Linked DNA regions of Homo sapiens: region 1 is linked to region 2. A link is a loop called in an ENCODE intact Hi-C map of the cell type or tissue named here. Cell type or tissue: mammary epithelial cell. All regions are shown on one strand. Each heading gives the region's core, and the rest is flanking DNA. Links, peaks and the distances in the headings are about the cores only.

Region 1 (5,382 bases), core at 139-5,138, 210 kb before region 2:
GGGTTGGGGGTAGGGGAGAAGTGGAGGTGGGAAGATACAGGGGAAGTCAAAGTCAGACAGATGGATGGTGTCTGCCTGGTTTATAGCATGCAGTGGGGTATGGAGCATGATGCTAACCCCTGGGGGCTCCTTCTGAGGAGGGAACTGCCCTTTGTTCCAGAAACTACATTTGTGAGCTGCTTGAAGTGAAGGTGAGACCCTGCAGTTGCCTCACATTGGAAGGAGATGAGAGCGTGCAGCTCTAAATCCAGGAACCCTCCCCCACCCCCCGCTGTGAGACCCTCTGATGTGGGCACAAGGATGGCAGTTTAAGAATAGCCATTACAGCATTGTTTGTAACAGTGAAAATGTGGAAACAGACTGAATGTCCATTCACTGAAGGACTAACTAAATAATGCACAGTGCAAATAGAACAAAGCAGCCAGCTGGGCGTGGTGGCTCACGCCTGTAATCCCAGCATTTAGGAGGCTGAGGTGGATGGATCGCCTGCGCCCAGGAGTTTGAGACCAGCCTGGGCAACGTAATGAAACCCTGGCTCTATAAAAAAATACAAAAAATTAGGCCAGGGGCGGTGGCTCATGCCTGTAATCCCAGCACTTTGGGAGGCCGAGGTGGGCGGATCACCTGAGGTCAGGAGTTCAAGACCAGCCTGACCAACATGGTGAAACCCCGTCTCTACTAAAAATACAAAATTAGCTGGGCATGGTGGCACATGCCTGTAATCCCAGCTACTTGGGAGGCTGAGGCAGGAGAATTGCTTGAACCCGGGAGGCGGAGGTTGCAGTGAGCCAAGATTGCGCCATTGCACTCCAGCCTGGGCAAGAAGAGCGAAACCCCACCTCAAAAAAAAAACAAAAAAATTATCTGGGCGTGGTGGTGTGCACCTGCAGTCTTAGCTACTTGGGAGGCTGAAGTGGGAGGATTACTTGAGCCCAAGACTGCAGTGAGCCGTGACTGCACCACTACACTCTGGCTTGAGCAATAGAGTGAGACCCTGTCTCAAAAAAAAAAAAAAAAAAAAAAGAAAGAGAGAGAGAAAGAAAGAAAAGAAAAACGAACAAGATAGCCAAAGAAGTGGCATTGTGCAGTTTTGTATACCTGGTGTAAAAAGAACCTTAAGAAAAGTGTTGGCTGGGCGCGGTGGCTCACACCTGTAATTCCAGCACTTTGGGAGGCATAGGCAGGCGGATCACGAGGTCAGGAGATCGAGACCATCCTGGCTAACATGGTGAAACCCCGTTTCTACTAAAAACACGAAAAATTAGCCGGGCGTTGTGGCGGGCGCCTGTGGTCCCAGCTACTCGGGAGGCTGAGGCAGAAGAATGGTGTGAACCTGGGAGGCGAAGATTGCAGTGAGCCGAGATCGGGCCACTGCATTCCAGCCTGGGCGACAGAGCCAGACTCTGTCTCAAAAAAAAAAAAAAAAAAAAAAAGAGAAGTGTTAAGTGACAGACAACTTTCAGGGTAATATGTGCAGTATGATCCCACTCATAGTAAAAAAAAAAAAAAAAGCAAACAAAACAAACAAAAAAAAAACCCTACAAAATGAAAGTTTACATTTTTCTCTGAACACACACAGAGACACAAACATGTGCATTTTTGTACGGGAAAAAAAGGTCTGGAAATGTATGTACCGAATTCATGAATTTGCTTGTACTGGAGTATGTAGGGAGCAAGACTGGGAAGGGGGGAAGGGCAGGGGCAGGAGCTGTGGAGATGGAGGGGAGGAGTCGACCTTGGGGTTACTGGGGGAACCCAAGAAGCCCTCTGCATTTGGGCAGTGCTGGTTGCCCCGCAGGTGCTTGGAATCCACCCAGGGACAGAAACATCATTGGTGTGGCAAGGACACGCTTCTCCTGGTAGGAAGGGGCAAGAAACCTGCCCTCTAGGCTAGCCTCAGGGCTGCCCTCTGTGTGGCCTGGGGCCTGTTTGGCTCTCTCTGGGCCCCAGGATTAGGGTCTCTCTGGGCTGTTTCAGCTGGACCAGTCTCAGATCCTAAATGCATTCTAGAGCCTTCTCATGGACGTTGGGCTCCAGCAGGGGCACAGAAAAGCCTCACTAGGCCTTTGGCCTGCTGAGACTTGGGTGGGCAGCCTGGGGCTGGAAGCTGTGTGGGAAGAAAGTTTCTGAGCGGCATGGCCTCCAGGAGGTGCTCCCTCCTCCAGCAGGTGGAGTGCCCTTTCTTCCCAACAAATTCAATCTGAGAATACCTGGCCCAGCCTGGCTCCTGAGACAGCAGAGTGGGGACAATTCATTACCTGGTGGAGTCTAAACAGTTCATGAGAACTCACTGAGTTGGGGCTCTGGGCTGGCCTCAAGGGAAGCGGAGATTGCCTGAGGCCAGGGCTTGGGCTCTAGGCCTGCAGGGAAGCTGGTGCGAGCTGTGCTCAGGGACAGATCTGTGCTGCAGACGCAGTAGCTCTGAGCCAAGAACTGGGCCGGCTTCAGGCTACAGAGATGTGTTACATCAGGATGGGGGAGGGGCAGACACCAGATTCTAACAGGGTCAAGTATGTGGACAGATCAAGGCTTAGAGTGGGGTGAGAAGCAGCAAGGCCAGCTGGCCCTGAGATGCCTCACCCTAGTCAAAGCTTCATTAACGGTGTCCTGGCCTTGATCTGCCTCCCACTGCTGGGAGTGTCTCCAGTGTACAAGGTGGCTGCCTTGGGAGCCTCCTTCAGGCACTAGTGAGCAAGCTGTTCTTCCCTCAGGGCCTTGGGCACAGTGACTTGTGAGGCTGGGGTGGCCCTGGGTACTGTGATTGCTGGATATTCTAGGACCTGTGGCTCTGGCACACAGTGAGCTGTCTCCAAATATGCTGGACCTCCATCCCGTGTGCTAGGGAAGAGACTTGGACACAAATTGGCACTGGATGCCCATGTGAAGGAGACGCTTGGAAACAAGAAATTCTTGTTGAGTTGATCCCCAGCTAGGCCAGCTCTAGGCAGATTATCTACCTAACACAGCTCCTCTAGGAGAGTGCTACAGAAAAAAGAAACCTATGTTATCTGGCATCCGGGTTGGGCAGGAGAGGCAGATTCCTGGGGGGGCAAAGAGGCTGCCCTAGAGAGCGTCTACCACTGGACATCTAGCTCCCTTGCCTCCCTGATCCTCAACTGCCCTCGGAGCTCAAGGAAAGGCAAGCAGCTCCTAGGTGTCCAGTCCTCTGGCTGATCAGACTAGGAGGGCACACCTAAGGAGAAGCAGACACCATCTTTGCCCCAGAAGACCTCACAGCCCAGGTGGGGAGGTGAGATTCCTAGGCTGGAAACAAGATGAGGTAGGACATGACTCAGTGCTGAAGTATTTGCTTTGGCCCTTTGTGTGAGTGAGGGGCGGAGGAAGCCAGGAAGGAGCTGCTAGTGTGGGGGCAGAAGGAAGAGAGAAGGTGCATTTGTGTGTACCCATATGCGTGTGTGTGTGTGTGTGTGTGTGTGTGTATGTGTGGTGTGTCGTGTGTCTGCATGTGTCACATCTGAGGTCATATCTCTGGATTCCCCCCACCTTCTGTGCTATTTGCCCAGACAACCTAAAAATAATTTCCATTTAACTTTAGGATTCGTTATTTGATGCACTAGATGCTTGCCCAGCAGATATACTTTTCCACCCACACTTTATGTAAGATCAACATCAAGTTAAAATGAGTCTGCATTATTTATGCATATACAAGGAGGCTAGTAGGCAAAAGGCAGACTAGAGCAGCCTGGATTTCACTGGAAAGTTTATATAAAAATGGTCCCTGGACAGGGCCAGTGGCTCATGCCTATAATCCTAACACTTCGGGAGGCTAAGGGAGGAGGATTGCTTGAGTCTAGGTGTTTGAGACCAGCGTGGGCAACATAGTGAGACCTTGTCTCTTAAAAAATACAAAAATTAGCTGGGCATGGTGGCACTTGCTTGTAGTCCTAGATACTCTGGAGGCTGAGGTGGGAGGATTGCTTAAGCCTGGGAGATTGAGGCTGCAGTGAGCTGTGATCACACCACTGCCCTCCAGCCTGTGTGACAGAGCAAGAGCCCTATCTCAAAAAAAAAAAAAAAAGATTCCAAGGTGGATGACAAAATTGGACAGTGTGCCTGGATTGGTGATCACAGCATTGTTGGGGATAATGATAAAATGAAAAAGGACCCTCTATGGCTACTGGGAGTGTCAGCCCCTTATTTCACCCACACATGACATAGCAATGGGCACGTGGCCAGCACTCAGTGGATATTTACTGAACTCATATCTATCGATCTTTTCAATAGACATTGAGAAAAAATGTCCACATCTGTACAACATCTGCAAAGATGGAGGTAGATGATTGATAATTCATCATGGACAGAGGACAACTAAATGATAGATTGAGTTTAACGTTTAGTTTGTTAGACAGATGGCTAAGGGGTGATGCTGTTATCAGAGTAAAAGATCAAAGCCACTGAGGAATGATAGATTGATAAATAACTTATTGAAGCTTGATAAAGGGGTAGGAAGAGAAATAAATTGTGGTCAATAGATCCATGGTCAGGTTCAAATAAATAGGTAGATAGGTAAACAGAAATGTAGCGATAGAGCAAGAGAGACAGACAAGAGGGTGAGAGAGATACTGCGGTAGACACAATAATGCCCATCCCTAAAGATGTCTGCGCTGCACTCCCCAGAGCCTGTGAATACGTTCCCCGACATGGCAGAAGGCACTTTGCAGATATGATTAAATTAAGGGCCTTGAGAGGGAGGGATTATCCTGGATTGTCTAGTGGGCCCCGTCTAATCGCATGTCCTATCACTGACCTCTCTTTCACTGTGCTGCAGCCTCCCCTGTGCTCTTTTCAGTTCTTGATCATGCCAAGCTCGTTCCTGCCTCAGGGCCTTTGTACTCGCTGTTGTCTTTGTCTGCTCCTTTTCGTCACTCAAATCTCACTCAGTTCGCCTCCTTGCTTCTAGATTTTTGTCCTGAAACCTTGAGTACACTCTGTTCCTGGGGACTGGGTTGGGGTAATGGGATGTCCAAGCTCCTTGCCTATGCTGGCTGGCACTGTCCCCAGCCCCAAGTCCTGCCCAAGGTTGTGGAATGGAGCAGTGTGCATGAGTCATCAAGCCACAGACACAGTCCCCTTGTTGGAGGGACCTGAGCAATTACGTTGTGGCTAACTCCAAGGGCTAATGGCTCAATTGAAAGGGAAGGTTAGGAATTTCCCCAAGTTCCTCAGACTCATATGGCACCAAGAGGGAACTGGAGAGTGGCGGAGCTGGGAATGGTCTGTGTGGAAGATGCTGTGACCTCTCTGAGCACTGTCATGTCCCTAGCCTGAGCTGAGCCAGGCTGTGAAGAAGTAGATGGCACATCCCAGTCTCACAGGGGCCCATCACCCTTCGAGCATTCCTTTATTTACCCCACATCTAAG
Region 2 (5,382 bases), core at 151-5,150:
TCAAATGAACAAAAATCTGGTAACACAGAAGGTTTCCCAGATGCTGGATGTGCAATACATTTTTTCCTTTGGGTTTTCCCAGTGTTTACAAAGCATATCATTTTCTAGGTAGATAAAGAAGTTATTAAGAAAATGAACTGAAGCAATTTGTTCAAAGTCAGAGTGCAGTGAATAGTATTAAAAATGAAAAGTTAAGTTTGTGGTTCTGGCCAGGCACAGTGGCTCTCACCTGTAATCCTAGCATTTTGGGAGACTGAGCTGGGAGGATTGCTTGATCCCAGGAATTTGAGATCAGCCTGGGCGACATAACGGACCCTGTCTGTACAAAAAATGAAATAAAATAAATTAGTCGTGTGTGGTGGCATGTGGCTGTGGTTTCAGACTCGGGGGCTAAGATGGGACTATGGCTTGAGCCCAAGAGGTTGAGGCTGCAGCCGTAATGGCGCCACTGTATTTCAGCCTGGACAACAAAGCAAGACTCTGTCTTAATAATAATAATAATAATAATAATAAGGCCAGATGCAGTGGCTCATGTTTGTAATCCCAGCATTTTGGGAGCCCAAGGCAGAAGGGTCACTTGAGCCCAGGAGTTTGAGATCAGCCTAGTCAACCTAACAAGACCCCATCTCTACGAAAAATTTAAAAATTAACCAGGCATGGTGGTATGTGCCTGTAGTCCCAGTTACTTAAGAGACTGAGGTGGGAAGATCACTTGAGCCCAGGGGGTTGACGCTGCAATGAGTCATGATCATGCCAATGCACTCAAAATAATAATAATAATAATAATATTATTATTATTATTATTATTGTGGTTCTCATGACCAAGACTATTATGCTCAGAATATTAAATATGCTAGAAATGTTTGCTTTATGAAACTTTTATTGGAGTTTGATCTGTTGATATGTTCAATAGTGTTCTATTCTAAATCTTCTTAATTATTAAATTAATTGTTATGTCTATCTTATACCATCCAAATGGCTAGCAATTCTAGGATTGTCATTCTACAAATAGTTAGACACATTTCTTCAACTAACTCTTGTTTGTTTGTTTAGAGCCAAATGGAGAAGGGTATATTTAATGAGCGAACAGGTCACAGTGACCAAATGGCAAATGAGAACAAAAGGAAGCTGAATTTTTCCAGATCTGACAGGAAAGAATTCCATTTTCCAGAATTGCCTGTCACAATACAGTCAAAAGATACAAAAGGAATGGAAGGTACACATTTGTTGCATAGCTTTACAATTATGATGATATCATTTATAAGATTTTTTCATAATATAACTTACATTTTATAGTGTGATTTAGGTAGAAAATAGTAAATTGGTGAGGAAAACATTTCAGCTGATGAGATTTTCTCCCCATTGTCAAATAAGGGGTATGATTTTAAGGAGATAATTTTAAAGAGGCTTAGGCGTGTAATCCCAGCATTTTGGGAGGCCAATGCAGGAGGATTGCTTGGGCCCAGGAGTTTGAGACAAGCCTGGGCAACATAGCAAAACCCTGTCTCTACAAAAAATAAAATAGCTTGGTGTGGTGGTGTGTGCCTGTAGTCCCAGCTACTCCAGAGGCTGAGGTAGGAGGATTGCTTGACCCAGGAAGTTGAGACTGCAGTGAGCCATGATCACGCCACTGTACTGCACTCCAGGATGACATAATGAGACCCTGTCTCTAAAAAAAAAAAATTTTTTTTTAATTAAAAAGAAAAATAAAGAGAGGTTAAGACAGCTTTAAAAGGTAAATTATTAAAATTTATTTATTTATTTATTTATTTAAGACAGAGTCTCACTCTGCTGCCCAGGCTGGAGTGCAGTGTTGCAATCTCAGCTCAGTGCAACCACCACCTCCCAGGTTCAAGTGATTCTCGTGCCTAGCCTCCTGAGTAGCTGGGACTACAGGTGCCCACCAACACGCCTGGCTAATTTTTGTATTTTTAGTAGAGACGGGGGGGGGGTTCCACCATTTTGGACAGGCTGATTTCGAACTCCTGACCTCAGGTGATCCACCTGTCTCAACCTCCCAAAGTGCTGGGATTACAGGCGTGAGCCATTGCAGCTGGCTGCAAAGGATAAATTTTTTATTAGCTCAATGTTGTTGAAATGTTAGAATAGTATTTGAGAAATTTGTTTAGTATATGACCTGGGGTAAATTGCCTTTCTATGTTTCTTCATGATCATTTACCCATATAGTAGCAGAAATTTTATATGTATTTTGAGCATCCAAGGATTAAATATATAAGATTTATAGGCTGGGCACAGTGGCTCACACCTGTAATCCCAGCACTTTGGGAAGCCAAGGTGGGCGGATCACCTGAGGTCAGGAATTTGAGACCACCCTGGCCAATATGGCAAAACCCCATCTCTATTAGCCAGGCATGGTGGCTCATGCCTGTAATCCCGGCTACTTGGGAGGCTGAGGCAGGAAAATCACTTGAAACCGGGAGGCGGAGGTTGCAGTGAGCCGAGATCGCGCCACTGCACTCCAGCCTGGGTGACAGAGTGAGACTCCATCTCAAAAAAAAAAAAAATTTATGAACTTAAGATTTATATCAGAATGAAACGCACTTTTGTCTTGAATAAATGTTATGTTTCTTTGAAGAACAGTGACACCTTGTGAAAAATTAATATAATAGCAAGAATATCATCCTTGTACAGTTCAAGAGGAATTATCTGATCCACTTAACAGTTACACTGAGAATAATAAAATAAAATAAAATAAAATAAATGTCTTATTTTAATACTTAGTAGACTATTTGTAAAGTTATAAAACAAATAATTTACCATATTTTACCATTACAACTCATAATTTATTTTGTTCCTTTGTAATAAACTGAGAAACTGACTTAGTGGATTTCTATTTGAAATTCTTGGAAAGGAAAGTAAAATTTCAAAGTAGGAATAACAAATTTTCATTGTTTTGTATATTTTTGCAAAAGTTAAACAGATAAAAATGCTGAAGAGGGAGTCAAAGAAAACAGAGTCATCTAAGATACCAACTTTACTTAACGTGGATCAAAATCAAGAAAAACAAGAGGTAACTCTTTTTGTATATAGCTTTTACTAAGGCATGTTGTTTAGAGGACTTGACTCAGTGTATAAATTTAGTTATTACTATTGGAAAGCTATATAAAAATTCAAAATTTTATAATCTTTGAACTAAAGAAACAGATCTATATTTTCCTAGAATAACCCATTAATAAAAGTTTCTAAAAGTTATTTTTTGGTGGGTAATGTTGAATGATTAGAATGCATGGCACCCAGGGAAAATATTATCTGTATTGTGTGTAGTGTCAGATATCAGGCAGGTAAGTCAGACTAGTGAAAATGAATAATGGTATAAATATATGGTTATATGGCCACAAGCATGTGTGTCTTTGCCTTTAAGCCTCTTCCTTCCTTCGTTTTCTCTCCAGTTTATTCCCTTATCTCTGCTGTCTGCCTGCTGTCCTATTTTCACAAATATTTGCTCTCAGCTAACTATCAGGTAATCTTGTTGAAATATTCCCAGTCCCTACCCACCAGAGAGATTCTCAAATTTTATTTGAAAATCTTGAAGCCTGTAATATCCAAATGAATGCTCTATAAAGACAGTCTTTTAAGAGAGAGAGATTGTGCTGAGCACCCACTGAATTAAATCATATCGATGGCCTCCTATTCTACACTTGTGAGGTCATCTCTGTATGTGATTTATCAACTTCTGTTTTTGTGTTTGTTTGTTTGTTTGTTTGTTTGTTTTTGAGACGGAGTGTCTCTCTGTTGCCCAGGCTGGAGTGCAGTGGCGCGATCTCGGCTCACTGCAACCTCTGCCTCCCGGGTTCAAGCAATTCTCCTGCCTCAGCCTCCCAAGTAGCTGGGACTACAGGCACACGCCACCACACCCAGCTATTTTTTTTAAAAAATATTTTTAGTAGAGACGGGGTTTCACTGTGTTAGCCAGGATGGTCTCGATCTCCTGACCTCGTGATCCACCCGCCTGGGCCTCCCAAAGTGCTGGGATTATAGGTGTGAGCCGCCGCATCTGGCCCAACTTCTGTTTTTTTAAAAAATAAAATTTATTACAGTTTTACTCATGATAAAATTAGTAAATACTTATTAAGAAAATTTGAAGAAATTAAAAATATTTTAAAAAATCTGAAACTCTGTAAGAAGGCATTTTAACAAGGCTACTTGATCTCTATAATATTTGGATAGAGGGTTATCAGACACTATTAGATGTATTCTCACTGTGACATTTAGGGCTATCTCTTTAGTCTTGGCCTAGAGCTTGTTAAGAACTCCACAGTCCACTTTGCAGAGAAGAAATGTTGTAGAACAAGAATGCCATTAGGCCGGGCACAGTGGCTCACACCTGTAATCCCAGCACTTTGGGAGGCTGAAGAGGGTGGATCACCTGAAGTCAGGAGTTCAAGACCAGCCTGGCCAATGTGGTGAAACCCCTTCTCTACTAAAAATACAAAAATTAGCTGGGTGTGGTGGCTCATGCCTGTAATCCCAGCTACTCGGGAGGCTGAGGCAGGAGAATTGCTTGAACCTGGGAGGCGGAGGTTGCGCAGTGAGCTGAGATCAAACCATTGCACTCCAGCCTAGACAACAAGAGTGAAACTCCGTTTAAAAAAAAAAAAATCCATTAATAGTCATCTTTCGGTTCATTATAAAAAGTAATAAGGTGGCTTTAAACTTTTAAATTTGGGTGACATACTCATGTCACAGCACGTTGCACAGCATACCATTTGCACATTTTTTCAATCATTGGGTGAGTTAGGGCTCCTGAGGTAGGCAGACTATTAATGTGCCTCATGTGTTTATCCCATTGTCCTGTGAGAGTCCCCAGGAACTAAAATTACTTTCTAGTCCAGGAAAAAAGGAACTCTGCAGGAAAAAAGACCCTTCTGTGATTTTTAGGATAAATAATAAATTAAGGAGGGAAAACATCTTCTTGTTCATATGATATAGAACTCCAGAAAAAATGAAGTCATCAGTGTTGATTATAGTTTATTTGTACTGCTTATTCAAATGCAGCTCTGACAAGTGACTGAAATTGCATAAAAGGCTAGTACAACTGGTTTTAATAAATGTCAGAATTAAGAACATTTCTTAAATTTTGAGCCTGTAGTTTATTTTAGAGCATGAAAGAATATGACATATTTTTAAAAACATAAGATAGGGAATTGCTAGTTATTTTTTCTATTCTTGGCTCTGTATTGACTTGGTTTTCGAATTATACAATCAGATCCAAGCACTTCTCAGGTTTACTTTATTTTTTATTATTTATTTATTTATTTATTGAGACAGAGTCTCACTCTGCCACTTAGGCTGGAGTACAGTGGTGTGATCTTAGCTCACTGCAACCTCCACCTCCTGGGTTCAAGCAATTTTCCTGTCTCA

What was found. Peaks named below come from ENCODE experiments on the same cell type or tissue, not always from the same donor. Only the 100,000 strongest peaks of a DNase experiment are listed, where the experiment ranks them.
Region 1: it touches region 2 in a loop (5-fold over the local background); 14 of 110 quality-filtered maps call a loop at or near these places.

Annotation. Positions count from the first base shown.
Region 1 is chr5:134,509,179-134,514,560 of GRCh38, reverse strand. LINC01843 (long intergenic non-protein coding RNA 1843) reads right to left here. Exons shown (of 2, transcript NR_105045.1): 2 at 5,331-5,382. Among named protein-coding and RNA genes, the nearest start is that of LINC01843, 5.3 kb to the right of the region's middle. RefSeq lists an enhancer at 4,812-5,382. In mammary epithelial cell, for the core only: a CTCF peak has its summit at 2,161 (motif pointing right); DNase peaks (open chromatin) are centred at 3,370 and 5,060; H3K27ac peaks cover 1,542 bases.
Region 2 is chr5:134,300,239-134,305,620 of GRCh38, reverse strand. It overlaps CDKL3 (cyclin dependent kinase like 3), which reads left to right. Exons shown (of 13, transcript NM_001113575.2): 11 at 1,054-1,216; 12 at 2,934-3,031. Among named protein-coding and RNA genes, the nearest start is that of CDKL3, 64 kb to the left of the region's middle. In mammary epithelial cell, for the core only: a CTCF peak has its summit at 2,610 (motif pointing left); no DNase peak of the experiment used is centred there.